3 separate regions of the Homo sapiens genome follow, and regions 1 and 2 are each linked to region 3. The links are chromatin contacts, found by Hi-C or POLR2A ChIA-PET in ENCODE. All regions are on one chromosome and are shown on one strand. Each heading gives the region's core, a stretch centred on a gene start or an enhancer-like site at or near the end of the contact. The rest is flanking DNA. Distances are from core to core; before and after follow the strand shown.

Evidence for each region. A loop is a pair of places that touch in the nucleus more often than their neighbours do. ChIA-PET counts read pairs that join two places held with the same protein, here RNA polymerase II (POLR2A). Pooled maps may share reads with other maps.
Region 1: a pooled map shows a loop between it and region 3 (9-fold over the local background). The contact joins the promoter of SPAG7 here to the promoter of TP53 in region 3. A Hi-C loop is called at or near these places in 2 of 50 pooled maps. POLR2A ChIA-PET finds 5 or more read pairs at or near these places in 2 of 52 experiments (CD4-positive, alpha-beta memory T cell and MCF 10A).
Region 2: a loop to region 3 is called in a pooled map, with 5 times the contacts of the local background. The contact joins the promoter of NLRP1 here to the promoter of TP53 in region 3. A Hi-C loop is called at or near these places in 1 of 50 pooled maps. POLR2A ChIA-PET finds 5 or more read pairs at or near these places in 2 of 52 experiments (T-cell and activated T-cell).

The regions. Positions count from the first base shown.
Region 1 is chr17:4,966,434-4,969,741 of GRCh38, forward strand. It overlaps SPAG7 (sperm associated antigen 7), which reads right to left and starts at 1,384. Exons shown (of 7, transcript NM_004890.3): 1 at 1,287-1,384. The coding sequence starts at 1,371. It overlaps CAMTA2 (calmodulin binding transcription activator 2), which reads right to left. Exons shown (of 23, transcript NM_015099.4): 19 at 3,197-3,268; 20 at 3,067-3,087; 21 at 2,717-2,904; 22 at 2,474-2,548; 23 at 1,564-2,386. The coding sequence ends at 2,323. It overlaps LOC124900387 (a long non-coding RNA gene), which reads right to left and starts at 1,280. Exons shown (of 2, transcript XR_007065587.1): 1 at 1-1,280. It overlaps MIR6864 (microRNA 6864), which reads right to left; the gene lies at 3,269-3,308. RefSeq lists enhancers at 429-1,106, 1,020-1,519, 1,107-1,783, 1,784-2,461, 2,429-3,308 and 1 more and a silencer at 1,530-1,609.
Region 2 is chr17:5,582,653-5,585,977 of GRCh38, forward strand. It overlaps NLRP1 (NLR family pyrin domain containing 1), which reads right to left and starts at 1,857. Exons shown (of 17, transcript NM_033004.4): 1 at 1,035-1,857; 2 at 18-194. The coding sequence starts at 1,305. RefSeq lists enhancers at 1,195-2,394, 1,666-1,925, 1,946-2,245.
Region 3 is chr17:7,685,371-7,688,853 of GRCh38, forward strand. TP53 (tumor protein p53) reads right to left here and starts at 2,120. Exons shown (of 11, transcript NM_000546.6): 1 at 2,007-2,120. WRAP53 (WD repeat containing antisense to TP53) reads left to right here and starts at 3,107. Exons shown (of 11, transcript NM_001143992.2): 1 at 3,107-3,191; 2 at 3,278-3,483. The coding sequence starts at 3,279. RefSeq lists a silencer at 481-540 and enhancers at 841-970, 990-1,537, 1,001-1,050, 1,011-2,210, 3,009-3,058.

The DNA of each region.
Region 1 (3,308 bases), core at 134-2,633, 2.7 Mb before region 3:
ATTTAAGCTTCCCAGTCTGTCAATGCCGGGTGATCCCCCACTTAGACAGTCATCGGAGCATTAGAGAATTCCAGTTCCCCATTCCCATCATGCTTCCTCCTTTCTCAGAGATTTCAAATAGACTCTTCTGCCTGTAACGCTTTGCTTCTCTCTCTCATTTACGGAATTACCTGTTCTGATCTCGGCTCACTGCAGATTGGGGGAGAACCTCAGGTGGCCGCTCTCACAGTTATTTTTCTCTCAGAGCACTTATCAAGTTGGTTATTAAACTTACGTGTGATCACTGCATCAATGAGCGCCCCAGCCCCGGACTGTGGCCTCCCTGAGGGGTACCCCTGGTCCCTAACGGTTGTTCAAGAAACAAGGGGACGAAGCGTAGGCAACCAGCGGCCCTTGAATACTTGGAAGGCGTCCTGCCTGCTCTGGTCCCCCTGGGGCACGTGGGGAGCTGGGACAGGGCTCGTCCGTGGTCAAGGTCCGCAGGTTTGGGAGTTGGGGTCCTGCGTTCCGCCAGTATCATCCCAAGCTGCAACACGAGCAGCCCCGGGGAGGCTCCCACCGCCCTGCAGGGCCGCGCCCTACGCCGGCCGCCGAACTCCAGCCCACCCGCAGGGAAGCTACTCCGAGAACGCAGGCGGAGACAGTGGCCAATCGGACCCGGCGGGTATTCTCATCCCTCCAATCAACACTACGATCCGCCCGGGCAGCTCGGGAATTTAAGGCTACGGATGGGAAAAAGGTTGTCGGAGGGAGGCAGAAGGGACTGGGTTAAATTAAGCAGGAGGGGCAAGAACACACAGAGGACCCTGCAACCAATGGGAATTCGCAGGCTGGGGTGGTTTCGAAGGAAGGTCGAACAGGCCTGAGGAGGCAGAGCTTTAAGTTGAGATAGCCAATAGAGATGAAGGCACAGTAGATGGCGTGTCCTAAATCCAATCGAAATAGAGCTAGAGGTGAGCGGGGCAGGAATGCGGCAGGTTGGAGGCACCCTACCAATCAGACCAGGTCAGCAGCGGACAGGCGGGACGGCCGGCTAATGGGAAACAAGGACTGCGGAAGGCCAGGGTCGGGAGAAGAGGCAGGAGGCTGGCGCTATCTTTCAGGTAGCCAATCACTGTCCGCTAAGAACAGCGGGCGTGTCAGCAGCCCTTTTAGGGACTCTGAGGGTCTCGGAAGGGGCCTGTGAGGGGTCTTTCAAGGTTGAGGAGGCGGCATCGTCCAAAGAGGGAGAAGTATGGTCCCGAGAACCGGGCGAAGGAAGGCGGTTGTGAATTTGGGATCCTCACCTCGGGCCTTGCGCCGAGTCTCCTGGTCACCGAGGCTGGGTGGCTTCTCCATGGAGCTCAGGATGGAGCCCAGTAGGTCCGCCATCTTGGGAGTGACTGAGAGGGGGCGGTGCGTCTTAAAGGGAAGGGCGGAATGCCTTTAAGGCCGGAAACACGTCGGAGGCGGAAAACCCTGGGCCCGCCTGGCCTGGGCGCAGATCCCAGGCCCGCGGTGCATGGCGGCCTCCAGCTGGCCTAGGCCCCGCCCCGCCCCCGCAGACAGAGGCCGGAGGCTGGCTGGTGCAGCGATGTTTAATGGCAATTCGTATAAACCAAGCCCATGCACAAGTAGAAAGTGCCCGTGGAGCCGGCAGGAGGCCCCCGCCGCGCTAGAGAACCACAAGCCCGGCCGTGCAGCCCTCCCCGCGGCGCCTTAAATAGATTCTTCACTATACTCTGTATGTTACAGTATGTACAAGACCCCTCCCCTCGGGGGACGGGGCGGACTCCGCAACGCGTTCCTATGTACACCACCTCCCCTTCGGCCCTGAGGTCAGTGGCCAGAGTCGGGTGATGGGGTAAGACAGGGCCAGAGAGGGAGGAAACAGACGCAAACATGCGGAGTCGGGTGGGGACACGGTCAGCCCTGAAACACGAGGGGCGTGCGCAGCGAAGGCAGTGGTGGGAACCGAGGCGGATACATTCAGAGACGCGTCGAACAAATAAATAAGGCAAGTCAGGAGGGGGCCGAGTCGGGTGCAGGCAGGAGGAGCTGGGGAGCAGGGGCAGGCAGGGCTCCGGAGGTCACAGCGGAAGATGCAGGTATGTGGGGCGCGGGTTTTCTGGAGCCAGGACCAAAAGAGACGGGGCACGACCAGGAGGGACGAGGAGAGGGGTGTGGGAGCAAGGCGTGGGGAGGAGGGAGGAGGCCTACAGAGGGCTCCAACAAAGGTGAACAGGAAAGCTGCCGACAGGGGCTCCCCCTGCCCCAGAAAGCCCTCTCCCTGTTAAGACTGCACGAGGCGCCCCCAGGGTGGTGAGAAAGGCGGTGGCCAGGTCATGTGGCCAGTCCCGGCTGGGGAAGCCCTTCCAGCTCCTGGTTCTGCTTCAGTTCCCTCATCCTGCAGAGAGAAAGATAGGAGTCAGAGGAGACTGGCGGATCACGACGGGTGGCAACGCAAAAGCCCAGGGGGAGAAGGGATGAGTACCTGTGTCGGCAGCGCCGCAGGAATCTCATGATCTTCCGGGCTGCCTGGTCCTGCTTCTTGGTGAGAAAGGAGCCTCTGGTGAAAGAAACAAAAGATGGACCTCACAGAAGGCATCGCATGCCTTCGGCCCCCCCAGGAACCCTAGGCAGGGAATGGCAGTGAGGCATGATGATCAAGAGGATGAGTAAGGGGGAATGGCGTGGATGCAGTGGGTGGGCACAGAGGGCTGGGGCTGGGCCCTACTTGTTGCGGGCAGGCAGGGTGGCCGAAGTCCGGTGGGGAGGGCCGGGCCTGCGGCGGTAGGAGCGGTAGTGCTGCTGGATGAGCACAGCCGCTCGGCGGCTCTGCTGAAATCGCTTCTGTTCATAGTAGCTTCGGAACTTGCTCTGGATCAGGATGGCCGCCTGGGTCATCTTCTTATAGAGTGCAAACTGCAGGGGTGGGGAGGAGGGACAGGGGCTGAAATAGAGGGACGGAGACCCAAAGCCCTGAGGCTCACCCAAGTTAGGCTGATGCAAGACTCTCTGTAACCCACACACTCAAGGAAAGACTGAATCATCACAGACCTCACACTCAGAGCTCATGCCTAATACCTTAAGTGCAATCCAGGTCAGCTTGTGGAGAGAGAAGGGGAGTTAGGGCTCTGGCAACATTCTGGAATGGTTAGGCGTGGGTGTGGGTTGGTGGGTTGCTGGTTACACTTTTGAGGGAGAAGGGTCTCACCTGCTTGTACTTCCGGTAACAGCGCTGGATTACAGCTGCTGCTACCTCCTGCTGCTCCTTCAGCCGCCGGCCCTGAAGGGAGAGAAGTCTCACCACCTCATGACCCACATAA
Region 2 (3,325 bases), core at 607-3,106, 2.1 Mb before region 3:
GCCTCAGCAAGCCTCACCTCTCCAGCGGCGTCCAGATGTGTCAGGCAGCTGTCTCAAAACCCTTCTCTCTGAGCCCTGGGTGCACCCCGCCGGCAATTCATGGATCCAGGGCATTAGCACTGCGGTGGAGGTGGGTTGGCTGGGAGACCCCAGGTGGGGTTCACTTGGGCTGTAGGGGAATGAGGGAGAGTGGCCTACAGGAAAGAGACAAAGAGGTTGGAGACACATCAGAGGGGCAGGGGCAAGGTGCCAGGGAACTGAGCTGGTCTCCTCTCTCAACCAAGAGAGGTCAGGATACACCAGTGAACCCGCTGCAGCCCTCTACAACTTCCTCTAGAGGCTTGTCTGAAGAATGATGTTCTTATAGATACTGCTAGGCAAAAAATCCTCATCTAGGATCAGGAAATTTGCATATCTGTCTTGGTCCTGACTATCTCCCTGTGTAAATCACTACTCCTACTGAGCCTCAGCTGTGCTTTATTGGGCCAACGGCATCTGCAACCCAGGGTGGCTAATAGTAATAATAACAGCAGCAGCAGCAGCAGCAACAACAGCAATGGGAGATCTTATTTATTGAGCACTTACTGTATATCAGACTCTGTGCTAAATGTTTAACCTGGATGATCTCTTTTAACCCTCACACAGCCCAGGGAGGCGGGCTCTCACTCTCCCATTTTGCAGACAGAGAAATAGGCAGAGAGCAGTGAAGTGATTGGCCCAGGGTGATAGTGCCAGGACTGGTGATAGTGCCTGACTCCCAAGTCCGTGCTCATAACTACAATGCCAGGCGAGTACCGGGAATGCACTTGAATAGAAGAGGGTGTGGGGCTCTGAGGTGCAGCAAGGGCCCCCCCAGCAAGCCTCCTGGCTCCAGCATAGTCTGGGGCCTGGATCCCCCTTTGAGAGGGCAGTTCCATGTCACTGCTCAGAGGAAGGCCTGGCAGGGAGGGCTCAGTGGTGGGGTCCCAAGAGGGCAGGGCAGGCATGAGGGCCAGGGGATGTCCCGCGGGCAGTGGGGTCCTCTGTCCACTCACCTGCCCCTTCCTGGGCTTGGGCGCACAGTGACCTCAGCCCCATCTGCTCCCAGGTATGGAGGGCTAGGTCCCAGGCCCGCTGCTCCCCATACTGAGCCACCAGGTACGAGGCCACCTCCATGCCACTCGTCTTCTCTGGCTGAGCGGGTGTCTCACCCGAAGAGCTCCTGGAGTGCGCTTTATTGGCGAGCAGAAGCTGGAACTCCTTCAGCTCCTCCTTCTTCAGGAACTCCAAGTAACAGGCCAGGCGGCCCCAGGCTCCGCCAGCCATCTCTGTCCCGGAGTTAAGAGGGTGTCTGGGGGATGTTCCCAGGTGGTGAGGGTATCAGGCAGGCAGAGAACAGTGCTGTCCTTTGCCTTGGCTCTTACCGTCTCTTATTCAGCATTCGGAACCCAGTTTTATAAATCCCAGGGCACCTACAGATAGACGCCGATAGAGGGGGAGTGGTAGGAAAAGCCAGGGGAGGGAGGAGCCCAGAGGGGCCTGCAAGACACTGGAAGAAGTCAGCTGATAGGGAGGTCCTGGGATGGGGTCCAGGGCCAGGCAGGGAGGGTGAGGGTGAGGGGAGATGTGGTGACGGGAGATGGGGTGTGGGCAACGCTCACTGTTCTGTGTTCCTCAGATTCTTCCCTCTCCTGGGTCCTGGACTCCTGAGATCAACCCTTGAGCTGCAAGGCTGAGAAGAGGTGGGGTGGGAGGAGCCGCAGAGCAGGGAATGGGCTTTCAGAACCCAGAGTGGAGCCCCGGGCTGCTGGCTCCCAGGTTTCTTCAGACCTCTCCAGGCCCTGGGGCACCAGCCAGCAAGAACAGCGCCTAGTCAACAAGAGCAGGAAGGAAACGTCACCCAGAGGAAACCCACAAGGGGCGTGGCCAGGGGGTAGGATCAAACCAGGCCTGGGTAGGCCAGACTCAGAGTCACAGATTCAGATGGGCCACATGGCATCTATAGGCGGACCAGGAGCACAGGCCCAGACCAGCTGACGCTGCAGCAGGTACAGGCCCATACTAAACACGGTGTGTGCACCTCCACATGGGCACTCCGCCAGCCCATCATCTAGAGCCTGTCTGCAGAGCCAGGATGCAGACTCTCCGAGCAGTTGTGTCTGCAGCCCAGGCCCAGCCTCTCAGGATGGGTGGGGCCCCCTGTGTCTGCCCGGGCAGCTCCTTATTGGGAAACATTAGAACTGGGCCAGGGAGCATTTTTCCCAGCCTCTCATGGTTTTGGGAGCTTCTTGAGTTGCACTGCATGTCCTGCCATGCTACCAGGGGCACTAAAGCATGTGTCCCAGGCCCAGGGGGCTGTTTGCCTTCTGGGCAGCCCAGCACTTAGCTGGTGAACATTTCCACCTGAAAGCAGAACAGCCCCTTCCTCATTCCTGCAAGCAGGCCTCGGGGAGCCAGGGGCAGACTTCCTCTTTCGTGGAATCTGCAAGATGCCAATGACTTCAGGTTGAGGAATGACATTGCCTACTCATTTGCTGATGTAACACACCACCAGGAATTTCTGGAGATGCTTTGGTTTCACTTGGACTGGCAGAGCCCAGGCTTCAACCCACGGCTTGCTTGGACAAGGACTCCTTATGTGCCTGATTTATTTCTTTGAGCCTCAGTTTGCCCATCTATTAAATGGGACATCATAGGTTTACCAAGAGGCTTCAATTCAGCAAAAGGTCTTAGAGTCTCTCTCTCTTTCCCAGGCTGGAGTGCAGTGGCAAGATCTCGGCTCACTGCAAGCTCCCTCCACCTCCTGGGTTCCAGCGATTCTCCTGCATCAGCCCAGCTTCCTGGGCAGTTGGGATTACAGTCACTCACCACCACGCCTGGCTAATTGTTTTGTATTTTTAGTAGAGATGGGGTTTCACCATGTTAGCCAGTCTGATCCGAGGTGATCCGCCCACTTCGGCCTCCCGAAATGTTGGGATTACAGGTGTGAGCCTCCGTGCCTGGCCTAAATAAATTTTATAAATGTTAGTTTTAAAAAATGGCTAATAAGCACATTGTAGGACATTCTAATATCAGATTGACCAGAAGTGGAAAAGTGCTGTGCTAAAAGTGGGATGATCGGGAGGCTCTGAGCACTCCGTGAAGGACCGTGAGACTCCATGTAGCGGGAGGAATGGCCTGGAGGAGGGCTGTGTGGGCTTTTTTTCCTCCTCACACCAGCCAGTTCTGGCACCAACTCTCTAGACACCAACTGGTGTCCTACAGTGCAATTCTGACACTGACTGCCTGGAGTTGGCATCAAACCTCACAGGTTTAGGGTTTCAGTGAAGAGCTGGCCTCATATCAG
Region 3 (3,483 bases), core at 870-3,369:
GATATATACAACATGAACGAATGTCAGACAGTACATTGAAGGACAGAAGCCCGACAAAAATGAGCACATAATGTATGATTCCCCCCTTTTTTTTGAGACGGAGTTTCGTTCTTGTCGCCCAGGCTGGAGTGTAGTGGCACGATCTTGGCTCACTGCAACCTCTGCCTCCCGGGTTCAAGCGATTCTCCTGCCTCACCCTCCCGAATAGCTGGGATTACAGGCACCCACCACGCCCAGCTAATTTTTGTATTTTTTAGTAGAGACGGGGATTCACCACGTTGGCCACGCTGGTCTGGAACTCCTATCCTCAAGTAATCCGCCCGCCTCGGCCTCCCAAAGTGCAGGCGTGAGCCACAGCGCCCAGCCTGATTCCATTCTATATGAAGTTCTCCAACAGGCAAAATGGTTATGGAGATCAAAATAAAGGTGGGGTCGGGAATCGACTGGGAAGAGACGTGATGAAACGTTTCTGGGACGATGAAAAGGGTCTGTGACTTGGTAGGCATCACGGAGCGGTTAGGGGCCAAAACTCATCTTCCTGTGCACTTGCTGTGTGCACTGGCGCTGTGTGTAAATGCCACCTCGATTTAGGAAAAAGATGACGTAAGTACGGCACAAAGTGGCCGGTACGCGGCAGGTGCATGGGAAGAAACTGCGGAATGAAACAACCGCGAGCTAAGAGATGGGGCAGCGGGAGAAATGAATTCGAGTTCCGCCTCCTACCAGGAAGAACCGGCTCGGGCCGGAGGGCTGCACGGAGGACCACACGGACGCCTGCGGGCCCGCCCCTTCCGCTTCACGACGTTCAGCCTGCGTCTGGAACTGGAATGGCCTAGCCCAAAGCTAGATAACAGGTAGATTGTTTTTCCGACAAATTATCAAACGACCCATCATTGCACTCTTTCAAAATTTGATTCTCAGACGTACCCATTCTTTTTTTTTTTCCTCCGGGAAGATGAGATATACTCATTCTTGAAAATACCTCCGGGCTTGCCTTCTGCACACTTCTTTCCCTCCCTGTCTCACGCCATGGTAGCGTCCGCCTAGGTTGCAGGCGACCCGCGGGGTGGGGCACACCATTCAAAGAAGGGGAGGGATTGAGGTTTGCATCAAAACAAATACCCCTGCCTTTGCAAAGGCCATAACTAAGTAATCCAGAAAAAGAAATGCAGGCGGAGAATAGCAGCCTCCCTCTGCCAAGTAAGAGGAACCGGCCTAAAGGACATTTTCTCTCTCTCTCCTCCCCTCTCATCGGGTGAATAGTGAGCTGCTCCGGCAAAAAGAAACCGGAAATGCTGCTGCAAGAGGCAGAAATGTAAATGTGGAGCCAAACAATAACAGGGCTGCCGGGCCTCTCAGATTGCGACGGTCCTCCTCGGCCTGGCGGGCAAACCCCTGGTTTAGCACTTCTCACTTCCACGACTGACAGCCTTCAATTGGATTTTCTCCATCTAGCGGAGCCGGGGGCTGCCTGGAAAGATCGCTCCAGGAAGGACAAAGGTCCGGAAGTTGTGGGACCTTAGCAGCTTGGGCTCCCCGGATCACCCCCAAATGATCATTTCGGAATGGAGCCCCAGTTTTCACTAGGATGCCATGGGCTCTAAAATATACAGCTATGAGTTCTCAATGTTTCGAGATCCAAAAGTCTCAGACCTCAATGCTTTGTGCATCTTTTATTTCAGGGATTCCCTACGCCCAGCACCGGGTGGATGTGCAAAGAAGTACGCTTTAGGCCGGCTCAAGGTTCCCCAAAGCTCCACTCCTCTGCCTAGGCGTTCAACTTTGAGTTCGGATGGTCCTAACATCCCCATCATCTACACCCAGGTCTCCCAACAATGCAACTCCTATGATGATCCCTCTAGCCAAGCTTCCATCCCACTCACCCCCAAACTCGCTAAGTCCCCACTGCCCCACCCCCAGCCCCAGCGATTTTCCCGAGCTGAAAATACACGGAGCCGAGAGCCCGTGACTCAGAGAGGACTCATCAAGTTCAGTCAGGAGCTTACCCAATCCAGGGAAGCGTGTCACCGTCGTGGAAAGCACGCTCCCAGCCCGAACGCAAAGTGTCCCCGGAGCCCAGCAGCTACCTGCTCCCTGGACGGTGGCTCTAGACTTTTGAGAAGCTCAAAACTTTTAGCGCCAGTCTTGAGCACATGGGAGGGGAAAACCCCAATCCCATCAACCCCTGCGAGGCTCCTGGCACAAAGCTGGACAGTCGCCATGACAAGTAAGGGCAAGTAATCCGCCTGCCGGAGGAAGCAAAGGAAATGGAGTTGGGGAGGAGGGTGCAGAGTCAGGATTCTCGCCGACCTGGTGCCGTAGATACTAACATTTTGGGGTGGAAAATTCTGCAAGCCAGAGCTGTGAGGGCAGAATTGGTGGAAATCATTTTGGAGGAATCCTGCATTGTGTCAAATATGAAGGGTGGAAGGAAGAAAGCTTTTGCGTTTGCTCTCAGCTGGATCCTTTCTTCTCATCAGTTAAAATGTCATTTTTTAGGAAGGCTTTCCGTAATATCACACCCTAACGTTTTCTCCCAGATACTTTATATCACACCATCTTATTTAATCTCCTTCACAACCCTTATCACTCTGATAAGATTTATTTGTTCATTGCTTTCAGTACATGGAAACGTAAGCCTTATGAGGATATAGAATTTTTCTACTATCTTATTCATTGTTGTATTCCTGAGTGCCTATATCAGTGCTGGGTAGCAAGTAAGAGCTCGATAATAAATATTTTTTGAATGAGGGAGACAGGTCTGAAGCCTGGAGAATGAGATGCAGAAGAGGTGCAAGACCTGCTGCGCCCTCTGCAGGCGGCGGGGGGGCGGTGCAGGTGCTTTAAGAATTACCGCGGGACTCGGTAGGGGGAGCGTAGGCGCTTCTCGCCAAGATAGAAGCGTTCAGACTACAACTCCCAGCAGCCACGAGGAGCCCTAGGGCTTGATGGGAACGGGAAACCTTCTAACCTTTCACGTCCCGGCTCCGCGGGTTCCGTGGGTCGCCCGCGAAATCTGATCCGGGATGCGGCGGCCCAATCGGAAGGTGGACCGAAATCCCGCGACAGCAAGAGGCCCGTAGCGACCCGCGGTGCTAAGGAACACAGTGCTTTCAAAAGAATTGGCGTCCGCTGTTCGCCTCTCCTCCCGGGAGTCTTCTGCCTACTCCCAGAAGAGGAGGGAAGCACAGGTGGGTTTCTTTAGCTCTGCGTCGGATCCCTGAGAACTTCGAAGCCATCCTGGCTGAGGCTAATCTCCGCTGTGCTTCCTCTGCAGTATGAAGACTTTGGAGACTCAACCGTTAGCTCCGGACTGCTGTCCTTCAGACCAGGACCCAGCTCCAGCCCATCCTTCTCCCCACGCTTCCCCGATGAATAAAAATGCGGACTCTGAACTGATGCCACCGCCTCCCGAAAGGGGGGATCCGCCCCGGTTGTCCCCAGATCCTGTGGCTGGCTCAGCTGTGTCCCAGGAGCTACGGG